Linked DNA regions of Homo sapiens: region 2 is linked to region 1. Evidence: chromatin loops called from intact Hi-C (ENCODE). Cell type or tissue: chondrocyte. All regions are shown on one strand. Each heading gives the region's core, and the rest is flanking DNA. Links, peaks and the distances in the headings are about the cores only. Region 1 overlaps LOC124903830 (a long non-coding RNA gene). Region 2 has its middle 200 kb from the start of MIR4689.

Region 1 (8,327 bases), core at 271-8,270:
AAAAACGTATAGGGTTTCTATGCTAAACAGTACACCACACTGATGAAAGAAATCAATAAAGATCTAAATAAATTGAGAGACATATCATGTTCATGGATTGGAAGACTCAAAATAGTAAAGATGCCATTTCTCCCTAAGTGGATTTACATACAGGCTTAACACAATTCCCATCAAAAGCCCAGTGAGACTTTTTATAGATATAGATAAGATTATTCCAAATTTAGCCGGGCATGGCTGTGTGTGCCTGTAATCCCATCTACTCAGGAGGCTTAGGCAGGAGAATCGCTTGAATCCGGGAGGCAGAAGTTGCAGTGAGCCAAGATCACGCCATTGCACTTCAGCCCGGGTGACAAGGTAAGACCCAGTCTCAAAAATAAATAAATAAAATAAAATTGATGTGAAAAGACAAAGGTACTAGAGTAGCCAAAACAATTGCGAAAAAGGAAAATAAGGCCCGGTGTGGTGGCTCACACCTGTAATCCCAGCACTTTCAGAGGTCAAGGCGGGTGGATCACCTGAGGTCAGGAGTTCAAGACCAGCTTAGCCAATCTAGTGAAATCCTGTCTCTACTAAAAACACAAAAATTCACCAGGCATGGTGGCGTATGCCTGTAATCCCAGCTACTCGGGAGGCTGAGGCAGGAGAATTGCTTGAACCTGGGAGGTGGAGGTTGCAGTGAGCCAAGATCGCACTATTCCAGCCTGGGCATCAAGGGCAAAACTCTGTCTCAAAAAAATAAAAAATAAAAGAAAGAGAGAGAGGGAAAAAAAGAAAGAAAGAAAGAGAGAGAGAGAAAGAAAGAAAGAAAGAAAGAAAGGAGAGAAAGAAAGAGAAAGAGAGAGAGAAAGAGATAAAGAGAGAAAGAGAGGAAGGAAGGGAGGAAGGAAGGAAGGAAGGAAAGAAGGGAGGGAGGAAGGAAGGAAGGAAGGAAGGAAGGAAGGAAGGAAGGAAAGTAGGAAGAATTCATCTACCCAATTTCAAGACTTGTATAGTCACAGTCGCTAAGAGTGTGGGATTGCGGGGAGACAGACCTATAGGCCAATGGAACAAAATAGAGAACCCAGAAACAGACCCACACGAATAGGCCCAGCTGGCTTTTGACAAGGGCACCAGAGTCATCACATGGAGCAAGGAAAGCATTTTCAACAAATGCTCTAACGGAGCAATTGGATGTCCATAGGCTAAAAAAAAAAGAAGAAAAGAAACTCGTCTTTTTAATTAAAACATCAACTCAAAATGGATCAAATACATAAAATAAAACATAGAACTCTAAAACTTTTAGAAACAATTGGAGAAAAACTTCAGCATCTACAGCTAGGCAAAGGGTTCTAACACTTGATACCAAAAGCACAATCTGTAAAAGTAAGAAATTAACTGGCTTTCCTCAAAATTTAATATGTGTGCTCTGCGAAAGATCCTTCAAGAGGATTAAAAGACAAGCTACCAAATGAGAGAAAATATTTGCAAACTATATATCTGAGAATGAACTCTGAAAACTTAGTAAACAAGCAAACGATTTCTCAATCATGTTCTGTATTTTTGGGGTGGGCTACAGTTTTCACATCGTGATTCTCTCCTTTCTCTCAGAAAACCCTCCTGTCAGCCTTGATTTGTATAACGTCCTTGCTTTCTGGATGAGGAAATGGAGGCTTCAAGCCTTCCCTAAGCTTACAGTTCCTAGGAGATAGACCTGGATTTTTTCTTTTTTTAATTCATTTGTTTAATTGTGTACAATATACCTAACATGCTTTTTTTTTTTTTTTTTTTTTTTTTTTTGAGACGGAGTTTTGCTCTTGTTGCCCAGGCTGGAGTGCAGTGGTGCGACCTTGGCTCACTGCAACCTCTGCCTCCTGGGTTCAAGTGATTCTCCTGCCTCAGCCTCCTGAGTAGCCAGGACTACAGGCGCCCGCCACCACGCCTGGCTAATTTTGTATTTTTAGTAGAGACAGGGTTTCTCCATGTTGGTCAGGCTGGTCTCGAACTCCCTACCAGAGGTGATCCACCCATCTTGGCCTCCCAAAGTGCTGGGATTACAGGCATGAGCCACCGCGCCCAGCCCATTTTAACCATTTTTAAGTGCACAATTCAGTGGCATTAAGTACATTCACATTTTATGTCACTGTCATCACCACCATCCGTCTTCAGAGCTCTTTTCATCTTGCAAAACAGCAACTGTACTTATAAAAAATAATTCCCATTCCTCCCTCTCCCCAGCCCCTGGCAACCACCATCCTACTTTCTGTCTCTGTGAATTTGACAACCCCCGGGACCTCCTACAAATGGAATCATCCAGTATCCGTCTTTTTGCGACTGGCTTATTTCACTTAGCACGGCATCCTCAAGGTTCAGCCACGCAGGTATGTGAGTTTCCTTCCTATTTAAGGCTGAGTCATATTCCAGTGGTGGACCTGGGTTTGAACTGTCACCCCAAAAGGCAGTCTGGGCTGGGCAGTGGCACTAACCTCTAAGAAGCTGTCCTGTCCCTGGGCATTCCCCTGCATCCTTTGTCCTGAGCCTTCAGGCACCCGTCAGTCCTGCCTCCCTCCAGGGGCAAGAAGGGGCAAAAACTTTGTTCCAAAGCTGTACATATGGGGCCTGGAGGAGGTACCCAAGATTGATAAGGAGGATAAAATTGAAGTCAGTTGGCCAAGAGCGGTGGCTCATGACTGTAGCTCCAGCACTTTGGGAGGCCAAGGCAGGTGGATCACCTGAGGTCAGGAGTTCCAGACCAGCCTGGCCAATATAGTGAAACCCCGTCTCTACTAAAAATACAAAAAGTTAGCCAGGCGTGGTGGCATGTGCCTGTAGTCCCAGCTACTAGGGAGGCTGAGGCAGGAGAATCGCTTGAACCCAGGAGACAGAGGTTGCCGTGAGCTGAGATTGCACCATCGCACTCCAGCCTGGGCGACAAAGGCAAGGCTTTGTTCTCAAATAAAAAATAAAAAAATTAAAATAAAATAAATTGAAGTCGGTTTTAGAAAATGCACGTGGAGGCTGGATGCAGTGGCTCACGCCTGTAATCCTAACACTCTGGGAGGCCGAGGTGGGTGGATCACGAGGTCAGGAGATCGAGACCATCCTGGCTAATATGGTGAAACCCCGTCTCTGCTAAAAATACAAAAAATTAGCCGGGCGTGGTGGCGGGCACCTGTAGTCCCAGCTACTCAGGAGGCTGAGGCAGGAGAATGGCGTGAACCCGGGAGGCGGAGCTTGCAGTGAGCTGAGATCGCGCCGCTGCACTGCAGCCTAGGCAACAGAGCAAGACTCTGTCTCAAAAAAAAAAAAAAAGAGAGAAAGGAAAAAAGAAAATGCACACGGTTATGGGATGCCATGTGCAGGCCAGGCAGAGCTAGGTCTAAGGCCCTCCGGGGACCTGCTGGAGCACAGGTGGCTGGATCCAGAGGGCGGAAAGGAGGCTGCAGAGGGAGGTGGGTGGGGAAGAGAGGACCGGACGCCCAGGCTTGCGTTCCTCTCACCGCCAGGTTTAAGGCGGTACAGCCATGCAAACACCGCTGGGATTGTCCAAGAACTAAGGAGGGGTTAAATATTTTATACAAAAACTCTTTTCATCTAATTTATGTTGTGCTTTTGAAGATGAAGAGGCGGCGGGCTTCGGTTATCAGCAAGAAGAAGGGAGAGAGGGACTACAAACATCTTAGAATAGTGGAAGACGGGAGGAGGCTCTCGCCGTCCTTGAGAATATCAATTCCAAAACGATTCTATTCCACCACATAAAGGAGCCAGGCCTTTCAAAGAAAATCAGCCTTTCATAAAATTTCTTGGAAATCTAGTCAAGAAAGTGTGCGTGTCTCTCTCAGATAACACTGCTGTATTATAGGCATTTAACTAGATCCGCAGGCTATGACAAAATAAAACAGCCATTTAAGTGGAGTGTCTGGAAAGGCAGCCGAGACGGGCTGAGAAAGGTCTTGGGCCTGTGGGCTCCAAGAAAAACAGGATGGGGGTTGCCATGGTGACTGTGTATTGCATTCCACCCCTAAGGACAACCAAAAGTCCCTGCAGGACCCCCAGCATCAGCATCAGCTGGGGTATGGGGTCAATGCAGGTCCCCTGGCCCCATAACAAACCAGCTGAACCCAGTCTCTGGAGGTTGTCCCCAGGAACCTGCATTTTAACAAATTGCTCCGGTGATTCTTAGAACATCACAATGGGGCTCCTGACTCAGTCTCTGCTGGAGGCCAAAGTCGAATGATGCCAGCAGCGACTCTACAGTCTGCAGCAGGTGCACCTGCACGTGCATGGCCCCCGTGTGCCAGCCCTCAGCCTCACCCACCTCGAGGGCTGAAGAAGCCAAGAGGGCAGCTGGAGATTGTCAAGCTGGTTTCTTCTTTAGAAAGAGGCTGTGAGGCCCCTGTATTCCTCCCCTCCAGGGAATGGGTGGAGGCCCTTACTCTCACCTCATGGAAGGGAGAGGAGCTTGAAGGAGCTCCCTGTGGGGGTGGGCAGAGGGACTGTTGTCTGTCCCCAGGAGTGCACAGGACACAGCCTGCAGGGACTCGCTCCCAAAGGCCAGTCTGCACCCAGGCTGTGGCTAGCCCTGGCTCCCAGCGGAAGAAGGAGGAGAGGGCTGAAGGGAGATGCCTCCCCACCAACCACAGGGGCCAATCTGTGGGTCTCCTGGTAAGGATAATGGCCTGGGGTCCCTTTAAAGAGGACCCTCCTGGGAGGAGTAGATGGATCAGAGCCCTCAGCACCTGTGGGAAGTGCATGGCCAGGTGCCCTGGGGCCAGCCAGGAAGCCCCAGCAGTGCAAGGAGAGGGCTGGCCTCCGTCGAGACAGCAGCATTCCAGGGACTGGATAGGAATCATTCTCCAAGAAGCCCCCCAAATTCTTGGTGCCGAATTCCCCTCCCTGTCCCCTTCCTCATACCCTCCCCCTCCAACCTGGAAAGGACCATGCGCCTTGGGACCCAGCAGGAAGTAGAGGTCCAGACCCGTGGGACTAAAGACAGCAGAAGGCCCTCACCCCACTCCCCACTGCAGGCTGCCAGCCTTGACCGGGCCGGGCTGGAGGGCCAGACACACAGGCGTTGAACAAAGATCTGGGTTTTGATGATTTTGCTCAACCAGACACGTTAAAGAAAAGGAAGATGACGTGTAACTAAAAACAATAATAGGACTTTTCCTTTCCTAAGAAGGACCAGAGCTATGACAGGGCCTGGGGGAGACTTTATCCCAGGGTGATCCAGTGACTGCACAGAAGACAGACTGTCCCGTGTGCCTTCTTCATTCACCCGAAGTGCTAAGCAGCCTTGAGGTGAAGAACCATGGACTGTTGGAGTGCGGGGGTCAGAAACCGCTCTCCTGACCCCTGGAAACCTCTTGAAAGCTGAGTTGACCATTTGGGGAACTCAAGCCCCTCACATAACTAAAATAAATCCTTTAAGACAGCCCACTCCAAGGACAGCAATGTGGAACATGGTGCTGTGGTTCCGTGCCTTTTCCTGCCTGTCCCCAACACTGTGCTCCCTGAATCCACTCGGCCTGCCACCCGGAGAGGTGGTCAGACAAGACTGTTGGCAAATGTGGAGACTCCCAATTGCCTGATCAACATCCATTCTTGCTATCTTCCTTAGAACCCAATTTCTAGCTGGACAACAATGTGCTCAATTATTACCACAATTACTTTTGCACCAACCTAATACAAAACTATGTATCCCAGCCTCCTTTACACTAGATGTGATCATGTGATTCCGTTCTAACCAATGAGATATCAGCAAAGTGTTGGATGGTACTTCCAGGAAGTCTCCCTAAGAGGGGACACCTGCTTGGGACATGGATGAGATGGCTGGAGTTCTAGCACCCATCTTGGACCATGAGGATGAGGACAGACTAAGTATTGATCCCTAACAGCTTCCTACAGCCACCCACCTCCAAACTACTGTTACACAAAAAGAGACATGAAGGACCCATCCTGTTTTGACACTGTCACTGGGAAGAGTTCTGTTAAATGCTGCTGAACCTACACTTGGCTGGTGGATGTATGCAATGATCCTCTCACATTCTTCATCCCACTAAATGTGCTGCCAGCTCAGGGTACGGTGGGCACTGCAGCAAAGGTTAGCTCTCCTTGCTGTATGCTTCTGGTGGGAAAAGCATGCTTGGGAGTTTTGACCTTAACTGTCTATACCAAGCCAAGGTGATCCATTGGGTTGACTGGAACCTCCTCCTAATGGGTCTTGGAGGCAGGTGACAGCTGGCATTTGCTGGCTGAAGTGATCAGGTTCCAGGCCAGGCATGAAGCTGGAGCTCTGACTGGACCTGACTCTCCCGGTTGCAAGTTGCTCTTCAGCACAGGCCTGGGAATGGTCCAACGTGCTCTCTGGGGGAGATGAAACACAGCTGGTATTACAGGTCGAAACGTATCCCCCGATCTCCACATGCTGCAGTCTAACCCCCAGGACCTCAGAATGTGATCTTACTTGGAAATGGTGGCATTGTAGATGTAATTAGTTAAGAAGAGTGAGCCCCTAATCCAAAATGACTAGCATCCTTATCAAAAGGGGAAATGTGAATCAGAGACACACACACAGAGGGGACACTGTGGCCATGTAATGATTGGAGTGATGCCGCCACAAACCAAGAACTACCAGCAGCAGGAGAGGGGCCTGGCACAGACACTTCCCTATCACCTTTGGAGGGAACACAGCCCTGCCTGCACCTCAATCTCAGACTCCTGGCCTCCAGAACTGTGAGGTGATCAATTTTGGTTGTGTGACTCACTCAGTTTGCAGTCCTTTGTCACGGCAGCCCGAGCAGGCTGATACAAGCTCCACCCACACCGCCCCACCCTCCAGGAGCGTACATTCTAAGCACCACAGGGAACCAGCTGCCTGGTACTCAGCAAATGGTCCTGAGGAAGAAGGACAGGTGGGTGGGTGGATGGATGGACCAATGTTAATATGAGTGCATAGACGGGTGTGTGGGTAGGCAGATGAATACATGAATGCGGGAATGAATGAATCTGGTGACACACACAGGAACCACCAGATGCCAGAAGGGTTCTGCAAAATGCATCACTCGCCACAAGGACACACATCAATCCAGCATCTGCAACCAGAAGAATGAATGTGTCACGCCCCATGGAGTCCACAGAGATCAATGCAACCTCAATACCAGGAAAAAAACAGGTCATAATTTTCTATAAAACTAGTACACACTGCCCCGATTGATGAATACAGCCATCTGTTTTACTTTTCACACTGTCTATTTGTAATCCTCATGAATAACAAAGGGGTTCCAAAGGAAACCAGAAGTAGGGGTTTGCCGCAGTGGGCAGGGGTGCCTATCTACCAGGGAGATGACGGATGGGCCCTTCCATCAAGGATGACCTCCCGCAGAATCTCTTTGCCAGCTGGGCCAGATGAACAAAGAGGTGGCAGTAACAAGAAGAGAGGCCTGCGCCTAGGTATCGGCCGCCTCCAGAGTTTCAATATGGACCTCCGAAGGAGGCACCTCCACCTCCATGCCAGTGCTGGTCTCCTGACAAGAGAGGGTTCGCCTACTAACTGGCATTAGGTGGAACTGTGGCACAGAGGACACGGCCTTCTGACAAGGTTCAAAGCTGGACGTGAGAGAGAGAGTGGCAGATACACCCTCACTGACGTGAGCCCCTGGCAGGCAAACGTTTTCCAAAGGCTCGGCTTGGGGAAGCTCCCTTCCTATTGGCCTTGGCCCTGAGTCTGAGAGAATGGATGCCCAGTGGCTCAAGAAGGGGCATACAGAGGCAAGGCCTAGGAGGAGAGCAGCCTGCCCTCCCATTTCAGAGCGAGGCCCCTGCGTCTTGCCAGCCCTCCTAAGCCCTGGGTGTGGCGGGATTGAGTGCGAGAGCTGCCAGATGAAACACGTCAGCCCGGCCGGTGTCAGGTACCTCCGAGGCACCAAAAACTTAACTGTACCCGTCCCTAGTGCAGAGACCACTGGGTTTCTCCCCTCCAAAAATAATAACTACTGGAGAGAACCCTATGGGCGATGAGAAATCTCTGGAAGCGGCTGCCAGAAGAAGCCGTCAGTTAATCTTCTCTCCGAAGCTCTGGACTCATCTGGCTGTGCTTCTGGGGCGCTGGTTGCCAGCGCAGCCTCGGCTAATAAGTAATTAGAAGATAATTAGCATTCGTAACATACATTGGGAAACATCTGGACCTACTGACTTATTAAAACCTAAAAACCTCATTCATCAATTGTGTAGTGAGATAGAGAACAGGCTCAGGTTGGGGCAGGTGGGCTTGGTTCAAAGTCAGCCCCCACTCAAATGTGGATTCTGTCCACCCTGGGCAGCCGCCCCACCACACCTCTCCGTGCTTCCTG
Region 2 (8,327 bases), core at 253-8,252, 47 kb before region 1:
GGTGGGGAAAGGCCCTTCTAACAAAGATACAAAATCTAGGAGCCACGAAAAGATAAATGTTAAACCATATTTATGTTTAACATTCAAAATGTTAAACCACATTTGTGTTTAACATTTAAAATGTTAAAGATAAATGTTAAGAAGACAAAATTTTCTTCCGGGTAAAAGCAACCATAAACAGAACTTTCTGTTTTGTTTTGTTTTATTTTGTTTCGTTTCCCTAAGCATACACCACAAAAACATCTTCAATTTCTATCATATACATAGACTTAATTTCTCTATTAAATAAAGAGCTCCTACAAAAATCAGTAAGAAAAAAGCACAATAGCCTTAAAGAACAAGAGAGTTCACAGAAAAGGAACTGAATGGCTCAGTAGATGAAAACATGACCAAACTTGTCATAAGAAGAGAAGAAATCTGGCCATCAGAGAAATGCAAATCAAAACCAAAATGAGATACCATCTCACACCAGTTAGAATGGCGATCATTAAAAAGTCAGGAAACAACAGGTGCTGGAGAGGATGTGGAGAAATAGGAACACTTTTACACTGTTGGTGGGACTGTAAACTAGTTCAACCATTGTGGAAGTCAGTGTGGCACTTCCTCAGGGATCTAGAACTAGAAATACCATTTGACCCAGCAATCCCATTACTGGGTATATACCCAAAGGATTATAAATCATGCTGCTATAAAGACACATGCACATGTATGTTTATTGTGGCACTATTCACAATAGCAAAGACTTGGAACAAACCCAAATGTCCATCAGTGAGGATTAAGAAAATGTGGCACATATACACCATGGAATACTATGCAGCCATAAAAAATGATGAGTTCATGTCCTTTGTAGGGACATGGATGAAGCTGGAAACCATCATTCTCAGCAAACTATCACAAGGACAAAAAACCAAACACCTCATGTTCTCACTCATAGGTGGGAATTGAACAATGAGAACACAGGGACACAGGAAGGGGAACATCACACACCGGGGCCTGTTGTGGGGTGGGGGAGTGGGGGAGGGATAGCATTAGGAGATATACCTAATGTTAAATGACAAGTTAATGGGTGCAGCACACCAACACGGCACATGTATACATATGTAGCTAACCAGCACGTTGCGCACATGTACCCTAAAACTTAAAGTATAATAAAAAATAAATAAATAAAAAATAAACAAAACAAAACTACAACAACATAACATTTCCACCCACCAGATGTGCAAAGACCAAGTTTGGTAAAGCAATGCCAGTGAAGTTGTGGAGTTTGAAGTGGTACTCACATCTTGTTACTGGGATTATAAATTGGTACAAACTTTATCAATTGTGATTAAACAACATCTACCAAAATTATAAGTGGAAATACTCTCTGATTCAGCGATTTCATTTCCAGAAATTTACCAGGAATTATGTATGTATTTCATTTCCAGAAATTTCCAGGAATTATGTATGAATGGGAGAAAGTATTATACCACCTTTTTAATTAACAAAAGTATGGAAATCACTTTAATGTTTATCAATCACATTAATGATTATCACTTTACTGCTTATTGAAATTATGGTTATTCATATGATAGAATACATGCAGCTACTTAAAAAAAATAAATTTTAAAAGGATGCTCAAAAATGATGTCCAAGATATGTTATAAAGTAAAAACCCTGGGTGCAGAGCCATGTGTCTGAGCCATGTGTCTGATATGCCTCCATTCCTATAAAATCAGGGTGTGTATAAATGCATAGAGTATCTCTATTAACTGGTAACTGTTACAAAATTCAAAGTTAATGCAGGCAAGACCTCTCTTTTTTAATGCTAAAACTCCAAGGAACTGCACAACGTTTGAGGATTTCCAACACATGCCAATCTACCTTCGAGCCTACAGATTTTAGGAAATGAGGCTCATGAAAAATCAAGCATTAATATTCCTAGCTACAGTTGTTTGGGACATAATTAGAATGATCATTCTTTGAAAGTTTGTAAAATTTGCTCATAAAACCATCTAGGCCTAGTCTTTCCTTTGTGAAAGATTTTATTTTACTAGAGATTTTATTTTCTTCATGTTATAGTACTTCTTAGGTTTTCTATTTCTTCTTGATTCTTGAGTCAATTTTGGTACCATTTAGTACCCCACAGGGTGCTTGGGCTCAGAACACATCAGTCAAAGAAAGAGAGAAGAAAGGAAGGCAGGAGGGCAGTGAGAAAGGAAGGAAGGAAGGAAGGAAGGAAGGAAGGAAGGAAGGAAGGAAGGAAGGAAGGAAGGAAGGAAAGAAAGAAGGAAGGAAGGAAAGAAGGAAGGAAGGGAAGGAACAAAGAAGGAAAGAGAGAGAAGGAAGGAAAGAATGAGAGAAGGAAGGATGGAGGTAGAGAAAGATGGAAAGAGAGAGAGAAAGGAGAAGGAAGGAAGGAGAGAGAGAAAAAGAAAGAGAAAGTAAGAAGGAAAGAAACAAGGAAGGAGGGAGGGAGAGAAAGAGAAAGTAAGAAGGAAAGAAACAAGGAAGGAGGGATGGAGAGAAAGAGGAAGGGAGAGGAAGGAAGGAAGGAGAGTGGGAGGGAAGGGAGGAGAGAAGGAGGGAGAGAGGGAGGGAGGGGAGGGAGGGAAGGAAGGAAGGGAGAGAGGGAGGGAGGGAGGGAAAGAGAGAATGAGAGAAAGGTGAAAGGTGGGAACAGGAAGGGAAGAGAAGCCAGCCATAGGCTGCAGGCTGTTTGTTCACTCTTTTACTTGACCCAGGCAGTTCTGCGTTTTAAATATTCCACCTTCTGCCATGAGTTACACTGTTCAATATTCATTTCTCAGAGCATTCAAAGGTCTATGTGTGCCCTGCCATGATAGACCATGGCTTCAGCTCTCAAATACAACTCTCAGCCAAAATATTCATGACTGGTCCTTCCCATATACTCATCAATCTCCCATGCTATGATCTGCATGTGTCCCCCAGATCTCACGTGTTGGAAACTTAATCCTCTATGTGACAGTGTTGAGAGGCAGGCCTAATAAGAGTGATTAGGTTATGAGATTCTGCCCCCATGCATGGATTAATGTCATTATCTCAGGAGTGGGTTCGTTATCTTGGGGGTGGGTTAGTTATCTTGGGAGTGGGCGTGTATTAAAAGCAAGTTCAGCCCCTTTTTCTCTCTTTCTTTCTCAAACTCTTTCTCTTCTGTCTTCAGCCATGAGATGACACAGCAAGAAGGCCCTCACCAGATGCAGACCCCTCATACTTGGACTTCCTAGCCTCCAGAACGCTAAGAAATAAATGTCTTTTCTTTATAGATTCCCTAGTCTATGGTATTCTGTTATAGCAGCACAAAATGGGTTAAGATGCCCCATTACATGGAGACTGCTGACCCACAGGGTTGAGATCATTGACTTAGGGTTTGGAGTCTTATACAACATCCCTATGGGAGTTGGCCTCCATATTCCCTAATTTCCAGGAATCTCAAATGATGACCTCAGACCAAAATATAGCCCAGATATTTTGCCTTTGGCAATATTGCCCACTTTTCCACAACTTTATCATGGCAGGTTTGATGTGCTCACTTTTATGATCCCTGAAAGGATATGAGTTAAAGATCCTGCAAGGTTACAATCCAAGGATAGAAGATTGACTTGGAATAGGAAGTTGGATGAATCTTTGGTAATCTTTCATTTCAGGATTTATCTTCAGTCTTGGGCTATGGAGGGGGCACCTTTGGTCTTCAATTTTGTTAAGCTTGTAAGAGAAGTGCCAAGGCTGATTGGCACACACAAATGTCTTTTCAGTTTACAAAAACCGTCCTCCTTTCCAACGCGTCCCAAAGGGTGTTAAGGGAGATGCGGACCAGGCAGTGGGTTCAGCAGAAGTCACAACAGAACCGTTCCTAAGGGGACCTGTGGAGAACCTAAATGTGGGACAAACCCACGTGGAGACCTAGGAAAGAGAAGGCAGAGACAGACAGTACAGACAAGAGTGGCCATGAAGGTGAATCAAAGTCCACATGGCAGAGCTGCTTTTTCATCCCCAGTAAAGGCAGTGCTGGGTTTTTTGAAACCTCAAAATGTTATGGTTGAGTAAATGACTGTAGGACCAAGTGACCTGGGTTCAATGCTGTCTGGGCCCCTGCCTAGCCAGAGAAACTTGAGCAAATCATAGGACTTCTCCATGCCTCACTCTGCTCATCTGGAAATGGGACAATAGCACACCAAGCCAGCGCTCCACAGGCATAAACTTGTGGAATCCTCACAGCACACCTGTGAGACGGGAGCCATCATCGGCACCAGCTTCCAGATGAGGAAACTGAAGAAAGAGAGGAAGTGAGTTTTACAAAGTCACAGAGCCCAGAAGAGGCAGCATGTTGGCTCATGCAATCTGGTGCCAGGGTCTCTGTTCCTCCACCAAGCTGCTTCCCCTTGGCACAAGGATTAAACAAAATAAGCATTTAGGACCAGGCCTGGCACACACGGAGACCCCCAAAATGGATGGCAATCATTATCTTTTTTTATTGCAACAGAGTCCGCCCTCTGCCCTTCAGGGGAAATTCTTTTTCTTCTGTCTCCACCCCCTCAGGATCTTCAAGGGGGTGTAGGAGCCTTCAATGGGCTGATGCACAGAGCAACTGCCAACTCAGAAGACCCAGAGGGCCCTAAAGAGGCCTGCTTGGTAAGAGGTGCATGCAATTACCCAAGGAGATAGCATTGATTAACACATTAATAAATAACATGACTATTAAAGTCAGTCGCAGAGGCGGGAGATAATTGCCTTGGACAGGAATGGCCTCAGCCTCTTCTATGAGCTGCCTTCCCCACCTCCTTCTCCCAGTAAATCTTCACTGAAGGTGCTCTTTGGCCCAGTGCTGGCCTGAGCCTGGGAGGCAGGAGCCCTGAGCCAGGCCTGTAATGAGAACCTCAGGACCAAGGGGCGGCTGACTCCCAGGGGATAACCTGGCATCCTGACGCCAAACCCTGCAAGAGGAGCTTCAGGCATTTCATTGGTCAGCTCTGGCTGGGTCACGTTGCAGTGACAACCACCAAACCTGGTGGCTTATGACATCAAGGTGACATCTTGCTCTTGCTGCGTCCTTGCCAAGGTGCAGCTGGGGCCCTGGCCCACGGTGCTCTTCTCTCTGCCATCCAGGCTGCAGGTGTCTCCCCACCTGGAACACTTCCCCAACCTAGGACACACCCCCTGGAACATGTCCTCCCTTGGACACGCCCTCACCTGAAACACACCCCTCCTAGGACATGCCCCCACCTGGGACAGCCTCCAGGACACGCCCTCTCCTGCAATATAGCCTCCTGGGACTCACGCTCTGAAACATACGCCCACCTGGGATAGCCCCCAGGACACCCCCCACTCCTGGGACATGCCTCCTCCTGCATCACGCCCCCTGCTTGGACACACCCTCCACCTGGAACATGCCCCCACCTGGAACATGCTGCCTCATAGGAGAAGGAGAAAAGAACAGCATGGAGCCCTGACACAGTCCTCAGAGCACCTGCTCAGACGTGGAGCGTATCTCCTGGCTTCCCCACAACCCTTCACTTGGGCCCATCTCCAGGTAAACCTTCTCACAGCTGCTCCAGATCAGTGTATTTGTGTCCTGGGGCTGCAGTAACAAAGCACCACAAACTAAGTGACTTAAAGCAGCCAAACTTTATTCTCTCTCCGCTCCGGAGGCCAGATGTCCAAGATCAAGGTGGGAGCAGGGCTGGTTCCTTCAGGGGCTGTGAGAGAGAATCTCTTCCACGTCTCTCCCAGCCTCCAGTGTTTTGTTGGCAACCCTTGCCCTCCGCTGGCTTGAAGAAGCATCAGCCCCTCTGCCTTCACCTTCCCGTGGTGTCCTCCCTGTGTGGGGGTCTGGACCTTCCTTCCCCTTTTTGTAAGTATACTGGTCAAATTGCATTAGGGGACCCTACTACACCAATACAACCCCATCTTAATTCATTATAACCGCAAGCACCTTATTCCAAGTAAGGCCACATTCTGAGGTCCTGCAGGTTAAGACTTCTACATATGAATTTCAGGAGGACACAGTTTACCCCATAGAAGTCCGTAACTTGGGATTTGGCTTCAGACTCACCTGGGGGTCAGCCCTGGTGGCCCAGGGCTTGCTCTTCCTATGGCTGTGACCCCTCAGCCCTGCTCCACCCACCCTGCCCCCTTCCCCTCAGGAGTCTCCCAGCAGCTGGCCTTTGGCTCAGAATCCCAGTCCCTGCCATCTGCCATCGGATCCTCCAGTCACCAGCTGCTTCCTAGTACCTGCTGTGGTCAGATGTGTCCCTGCAGGAAGTGAGTGACATAGTGTGAGAAGTTTACAGACATGAGTTCAAATCTCAGCTCCTCCACTTAGAAACTGTGCGACACTGGGCAAGAATTCTACTTCCCTGAAGGAAGTCCTGCTGGCACAGGGCAGCTGAGGCTTTGGCAGGGTAGTAAAAAGCCCCAAGGCCTAGCACTCACCTCCTCCTCTTCCTGACAGTTTGCTAACCTCCCAGGAGCGACAGCCTTGCTCCATCTAGGCTTAAGAGCCTCTGACCCTTCCCTAGACACACGGGAATATTCCTGAGCTCCTGCTGTGTGCATGGCAAAGCCCAGAGCAGGCTCTCTCTCTCCCACTTCTGACCATGTCTGAACCAGCCGTCAGGGCCCTGTGGTGTTGGAAAGAAAGGAGGAGCCTTTGCCTGAGAATCTCGTATGTATTGTAGTATTCAGTGGCAGTGCATACACGTGCACAAACACATACACACACGTGCACACGTGCTTTGTCATAGCCTGTTTCCCCAACCTCTGGGGAAAATCAGTCAACACTTCCTCCTCTCCAAGCCACATTCTTTGTAGGGCAGCCTTGTCCCTGCCAGAAGCCACCTCCTGCCCAGGATGACTGAGCACTATTTAATCACCCTCAATCAAGAGTGTGACTCCCACAAAATGACGGCTCGTATATACACACACATTAAAGCAAATGAACTTCCATGATTATTGTTATTACCATCATTATTAGGGAAATTAGCGATCATGAGCTGCCCGGAGCCCCATGCTGGAACCCATGTGAGGTCTGGCCTCGGCTCTGCCAGGCCCTTCTCCCCACACGGAGGCAAGAGCCAGGCCCTCAGCTCCAGCCCCCTTCACCCCTCACCCCTCTAGTCCCTAGACATTTGGGACATTGGGCATTTTGCCCTGACTTGGAACAAAACTCATCCTGGCTTCCATGTGATGAGTACTTAACACCAGCCTGGGAGGGAGGAAGGACCATCATCACTCCCATCTTACGGAAGGGGCTACTGGCCCTGGGAGGTCAAATAGCTGCTAGGGGCAGGACCCAAAGCTCTGTATTCACCGAAGACATAACACTCTCATCTTACCCCAGAGGCAGGGGCAGAGGAGGCAGAGGTCGGACCCTGGTGCCAAGGAAAGGATCATCAGAGACTATTTTCCAGGGATGTGCTTCAAACCCACTGGTGTGGCCCCAGTCTGGTCCCAGGCCCCTTAACCTGAGCCCATGAATACAGTGACACAACCTAGCCCTGCCTCCAACAACATATTAGAAGCGAATGGGCCATTCATTGGTTTTTGGTTTTGTTTTGTTTTTTGTTTTTTTTGCTTTGTGTTTTCCAAAAGCCTTCAGCTTTGTTTATTGCATCCCCACCTGCAGCCTGGCACCATTCCTGGGGGACCTCCTTGAGCAGGTTCCTGGGCTCTGAGGCCAGCCACGTAGTGGAGACGCTTCCACGCACCAGCACCTGCCACATGCCAGGCACTGTCAAGACAGCCCCGAGCAGCAGGTGTTCAACCCCCACCTTCCAAAGCAAGGGTGAGGCCGGGCAGGTGACTGACCACCCAGAGCAGATCACTGGGGGATCCAAGACTGGAACGGGGGCTGCCTCTCTCCACTGTCTGGACCTTTCCACGCTCGTGCTCCTGGGACCATAAGATGCCACCACCCTGGCCGATGACCTCCACGCCTGGCCAGCCCTTCACGGAGTCCTCCCTGGCCCCGGGCCAAGGCTGCTTTGCCAATCCCTTTCCCTTTGTACTCACCGACCTCAGCCTCCGGAGGCCCGGAATCATTCAGTTATGCCCATCTTCTGGGTGCTTAGAACCACATATGAGGGCTCTTTCATCCCTGTCCAGCCCTAGAACCCCGAGGGGACTTCAAAGCTCATTTCCAGTGGCCTTTGACAAGGCACAATTCCTGCCACCCAAGTGCTCGTCTCAGCTGGAGCACAGCCATTCACACGCTGGGATGGAGAAGCCCGGGTGTGGGATTTTAATCACTCACTTGCAGTTCTCCTTATGCCTGGGTGGCCAATGACCGGGCGTCTGGCCAGAGCTGGTGGCTGCCCCTCTCAGGCTCT

What was found. Peaks named below come from ENCODE experiments on the same cell type or tissue, not always from the same donor. Only the 100,000 strongest peaks of a DNase experiment are listed, where the experiment ranks them.
Region 2: a loop joins it to region 1, with 4 times the contacts of the local background. A loop is called at or near these places in 4 of 110 quality-filtered maps.

What each region holds. Positions count from the first base shown.
Region 1 is chr1:5,700,963-5,709,289 of GRCh38, forward strand. It overlaps LOC124903830 (a long non-coding RNA gene), which reads right to left. Exons shown (of 3, transcript XR_007065441.1): 2 at 7,914-8,104; 3 at 3,349-6,342. Among named protein-coding and RNA genes, the nearest start is that of MIR4689, 160 kb to the right of the region's middle. In chondrocyte, for the core only: no CTCF peak of the experiment used is centred there; a DNase peak (open chromatin) is centred at 4,549.
Region 2 is chr1:5,653,644-5,661,970 of GRCh38, forward strand. No RefSeq gene overlaps it. Among named protein-coding and RNA genes, the nearest start is that of MIR4689, 200 kb to the right of the region's middle. RefSeq lists enhancers at 4,687-5,187, 5,188-5,688. In chondrocyte, for the core only: no CTCF peak of the experiment used is centred there; no DNase peak of the experiment used is centred there.